Regions from separate parts of the Homo sapiens genome. Here region 1 is linked to region 2. A link is an interaction called in ENCODE POLR2A ChIA-PET data of the cell type or tissue named here. Cell type or tissue: GM12878. All regions are shown on one strand.

Evidence for each region. ChIA-PET counts read pairs that join two places held together with the same protein. Peaks named below come from ENCODE experiments on the same cell type or tissue, not always from the same donor. Only the 100,000 strongest peaks of a DNase experiment are listed, where the experiment ranks them.
Region 1: POLR2A ChIA-PET joins it to region 2 with 16 read pairs; 2 of 35 experiments call an interaction of 5 or more read pairs at or near these places.

Annotation. Positions count from the first base shown.
Region 1 is chr21:43,915,537-43,918,036 of GRCh38, forward strand. All of the region lies in intron 2 of AGPAT3 (1-acylglycerol-3-phosphate O-acyltransferase 3), which reads left to right. Among named protein-coding and RNA genes, the nearest start is that of AGPAT3, 52 kb to the left of the region's middle. RefSeq lists enhancers at 1,151-1,701, 1,702-2,251, 1,774-1,823. In GM12878, no CTCF peak of the experiment used is centred here; DNase peaks (open chromatin) are centred at 1,305, 1,709 and 1,957; H3K4me3 peaks cover 1,659 bases; H3K27ac peaks cover 1,387 bases.
Region 2 is chr21:42,237,106-42,239,605 of GRCh38, forward strand. The region is part of intron 2 of ABCG1 (ATP binding cassette subfamily G member 1); the gene reads left to right. Among named protein-coding and RNA genes, the nearest start is that of ABCG1, 19 kb to the left of the region's middle. RefSeq lists an enhancer at 164-213. In GM12878, no CTCF peak of the experiment used is centred here; a DNase peak (open chromatin) is centred at 1,226; H3K27ac peaks cover 1,254 bases.

The DNA of each region.
Region 1 (2,500 bases), 1.7 Mb after region 2:
GAGTAGCTGGGATTACAGGCATGCACCACCATGCCTGGCTAATTTTTGTATTTTTAGTAGAGACGGGGTTTCTCCATGTTGGCCAGGCTGCTCTTGAACTCCTGACCTCAAGTGATCCACCCGCGTTGGTCTCCCAGAGTGCTGGGATTACAGGCGTGAGCTACTGTGCTGGGCCTTGATTAGCTTTTTTTAAAAACTGCTATAAGTAGCTTACTGTTTTGTTGATTTAAAAAAAATTTCAATTTAGCTATTAAGATTAAAAAAAATTTTTTTCCTTTTATATTTATTAATTCCTTCAGTTACTTTGTAATTTTCAACTTTTTAAGTTGGAGGCTTCATTCATTCTCTTACTGTCTTGCTTTCATTTCTAAAGATGTAAAGTAATCAATGGGTTAAATTTTCCTCTAAAGCACTGCTTTAGTTTTATTAGTATGGTTTCTAAAAATTCTTCAGTTTTTACTTCTATTTTCCCTTTAAGAGGAATATCTAAGAAGATAATGTTTAAATTTCAGTGTAGAAAACCCTGTTTTCTGATTTTGTTACTAATTTCTAGGGAATATTGTTTGTATTTTAATTATTACTTGGTATTGGTTGAAAATTTCTTTGCTGCTTAATATATGGGTGCTGTTTATGAATGTTTCCATGGGATACTGAAAAAAGAAAGGTGTGTTCTCTCTTACCAAGTACAGAATTGCCTCTTTCTCCTTATGCACTGCTTCTTTAATTTTGTTGTTTATATGTCTGACAGCCTTGTGTGCTTATTTCTTGCCCGCGTGTTCTGTCTCGGGTTGGAAGGGACACGCACGTCTCCTGCCTTCACATGCTGAGATGGGTTTCTGTAGCATCCCCAGAATTTCTGCTGAATGAAGTGTGTCGGGTTATTTGGTACGAACATATCGAATGACTATATCTGCTCTAAGAATTTTAGTTTTAGCGTTATATTCCTGATGTCTCATTTATTTCATTTGGCCTGATATTTTATTGTCTAATATCAAGATATTGAACCCTTTTTTTTTTTTTTGCATTTTTCCAGTATATATTTATTTCATGTATTTTTAACTCTGCTGAATTTCTCTGTTTTAGGTCTTTCTCTTCTATCTGCAGAGTTGGGGTTTGTTTTAAGCCAGTGCGAATGTTGTCCTTTTAGTAGGTGATTGGAGGCTTTTTGTATCGGTAGATATGATTGGTGTGTTTGGACCAGGGCTGTGGTCATTTTGTGTATTTTAGGGAGTTGCAGATAAAATACATGCACGTTCGCACACACAGCACAGACGCCTGCATCTTCCCATGCGTGGTTTCTGCTCTTGCCTCTCTGGGTTTTTGTTTCACTTCGGTCGAGTTTTTGGTGGTGTTGAGCGGATAGCCGGGGAAGTTGGAGTCTTGTTTGTGGCCGCCTCGTGCTCGTGTCTGTATCTAAGATCCTCAGGCTGCTCCTTTTTGGGTAAGGTCTGTTGCTTCTCTAGGAACAGTGACGGTGGCAGAGCCCGTGGCCCCTCTCTCCTGTCCCAGAGCCAAGCTGTTTCCTCTCCCCACTCCCGGGCACCCTGCGGGCAAGTGAGGGGGGCCCACTCTGCCCTGGCCTGCCCCACCGCCCCATTTGCTGGGTTGTCCTCAAAGCACACGGTAAGCACCCCCGCCCCCGCCCCCCACACACGTACCGCTGTCAGCCTTCTTGCTCGTCACCTCCATCCAGGGCACATCCGCCCCTCTGGGTGCTGTGAGCCTGTTGCCGGCGCGGTCCCGCTGCTCCTCCTTCTGCTGCCCTGCACTGCCGTGGCACAACCCTCCCTCCGGGTCTCTGCTGAGCCCTCCAGGCGCTCAGGTCTGCCGTCTGGTTGCAGGTGTTTTATAGAGTGCAGCTTTACGCTCCCACTCCAGTCATCTCCACGTTGGTGTCCGTCTGTGTGTCCTCTCTGCCTTTAAGTTCTGCCTCTGTGTGACACAGTTTCACAGTTTCTGTGACCAAAACACAGGTTTAGTCGCTTGCTGCTGGCAGAGTCCAATTAACAAGAGCACGTCGGGTATAAAGAAAGTGACTTTATTCCAAAGCTAGCTTAGGGGAAGAGGTAAAGTGAGGGTACCACTTTGCTTTTGGAGCAGAAAGTGGGAACTTTTAAAGGTGGGGGGATGTGTGGCACACAGGGGAGGAGGCTGGCAGGTGGGGGTCCGCATAACTCGTTTCGCTGCCTTATCTACCGGGTGGTCGAGTTGGCATCTTCCCCGGCAGAACTGTGTTGGGGTGTTGTGGGTATTGTGGGTATTGTGGGGGTTGTGTTGTGGGTGTTGTGGGGGTTGTGGGTGTTGTGTTGTGGGTGTTGTAGGAGTTGTGAGTGTTGTGGGGGTTGTGGGGGTTGTAGGGGTTGCGGGTGTTGTGGGTGTTGTAGGGGGTGTGGGTGTTGTGGGTGTTGTGGGGGTTGTAGGGGGTGTGGGTGTTGGGGGTGTTGTGTTATGGGTGTTGTGGGGGTTGTGGGTGTTGTGGATGTTGGTGTTGTAGGGGTTG
Region 2 (2,500 bases):
CTCTGAATTTCATCTGGTTTAGAGAGGAAAATGGGCAGCATCATTTTGTCACCTTCTCTCTTCCCAGGGGCGTTCTGTGCTTCTTGAGAACTATACCTCAATATCTGAGTTGGCTAAGTCTCTAGAATATGAATTTCAAAGAGCTTAGCCTGGCCAGCAGGGCTCTCTTGGAGCCCTTTTTCTCTCCCAGCCCTGCGTCTCCGCAGCCACTCCCCATGGGCTAGCCAGGCTGAACTGCCAGTCATTCTAGCATTTGTGCTTTCTTTGGGCCACTCTCTCTACCAAGAACCCACCTCATCTCCCCAGGCTAGGGGAAGCCTTCCTTCATTCACCCTTAACCCTGTGGCCAGGAGAGTCTTTCTTGGTTACTCTTCGTACTCCTCTGCCCCTACGATCATGGGATTATGGCACTCAGCATGGGATTTTGTGCTTCTCTTCTGAGCTTCCAAAATTACCCCTGCGTCTCAGCTGCCCAGCCAGTGCCTGGCTCAGAGCTGGCATGCAAATGAATGAATGGAATCACAAAAAGCTAAATCACAGTAGAAGAGCCTATACTTTTACCCTCAAAGACAGCTTGGTAGAGAGGAGAAGTAGAGAGGAAAACCAAGAGCCTTGAGATGCTGGGCTGTTTTGATCTTCCCTTGCTGTGTCAAACCCATGAGCCACCTCTGACTAAGCTTCACGCAGGTGGTTTCTGAGGGCTGTTTCTTTGGCCGCACAGCACCGTGGATGGACAGAGGGGTGGCTGGGGAATGGTAAGAGCCTGGATTCTGGGTCAAGCAGCCTACTCTTGAATGCCAGCTCCACCTCTTCTTAACCATGTGACCCTGGGCCTCAGTTTTTGCATCTGCAGAACAGGGCTGATCCAAGTGCCAAACTCAGGATTGGAGTGAGGAATAGCAGAGGTCATCACTACAGCCAGGGCTGGCACACAATAGTGCTCAAGGTATTTTAATGTTACAGGTCAAATTTTGCTAAAAATTGATTTTCGTGTTCCTGGTTTCATGAAGGCAAATACTCCTCTTTCTAATAATAATAGTATTAGCTTGGTATTTATTAGTCTGTGAGCAGTAACTTACTCTGTCTTCACAGCAACCCTGCGGTCAGGTTTTCTACCCATTCTTTTTGAGGGAGGAAGATGCTGTGGCCGGAAGCAGTGAGGGCCTTTGCTTGGGCATCACAGAGAGTGCCATCTCTTACACAAAATGGGGATTTCGAATCTCAACACTCTGAGCTCTGTGCTTTCCCCCAAGACAGGCTACATGCTCCCTGGAGTTGTCCTCCAAGAGAATCTTTGTATGGTTCCTTTTCTGAGACTTCTGGTTTCTTCCTCATGGCTCATATTATGACTAATTTCAGACGCGTTAAATCCCTCTATCTTGAGACTTGTGTACTTGCGTGTACAAGACAGGTAACAGTCTTATTATTTCTGAGAGATCTCTCAAGTACTTTCAGATCGCTGGATGACAAGCTTTGCATCTTTGAACTATTTATATTTCAGTATCTACATTTGTGAGTTACTGGATGGAAATTTCCACCATTCAAACAAAGCTTGGCAAGCAACATTACACTTCAGAATTTGGCTCACGGGCGAGGTTGATGCAGGTTATCTTAGGAGGATGTGAGATGTTATCAGCTCCTGCGTGTTTTAGTCTTGTGGCTAGATGGTCATGACTGAAAATTGAGGATGTTGTGCCCACTGCTCTGGTTGGCAGCTCGTGGCAGGGAGAGGTGGCAGCAGCTCTGGGGTTGGTGGGAGCCACAGTCTCACACCTATTGGCAGGTCGTGAACATTGTTCTTGGATTTGCAAATATTTAATGTAAATCCATTAATGTTGTAGCTTTATAGAAAATGCACTTACTCTCCTTTGTGGTAATTCTAAATTAATATGTAACAAGGAGGTTAAGATGAATTGAACTATATGTGGAGCTTAGTTAAAATTTTCTTTCTCCCGCTATTTCTTTCAAAAAAATGATTCCAGGTGTAGTACTTGTTAGCAAAATGCCCTCAGTAAAGGAGGAGGCAGTATAGGATAGAGCTCAGGAATGTGGGCTCCACAGTAAGAGAGTCTGGGTTCAGAATTGGCTCCACCGCCTACTAGCAGGGCAACTGGGTGACTTACCCCTCCTGTGAAAAGGAAATATTAATAATAAAAATATCCATCTTATTAGATCAAATAGCTTGATACCTGTGAAGCACTGTGACCAGCTTGTGGCACTTAATAAACCATGGCTACCCTTCTTATATGTGATGTAATAAAATCATAATAGCTTAGAATCACTAAGATGGATCAAAGCCTTTTAGTTCTCATTCTAAATGTGAAGTGTGGCTTGATACCTTAGGCTTTAGAAATGAAAGGGAAAGAGCAAGGGTATAGTTGGTGGCCACTGTTGATTTAGTGTTTCCTAGGCGCCGGGCAGTGTGCTCAGAGCCTCACACCTATGTGCTCCCATGAGCCTCATTGCTGCCCTTTGAGAGTGGAGGGGCAAGGGGAGGTGT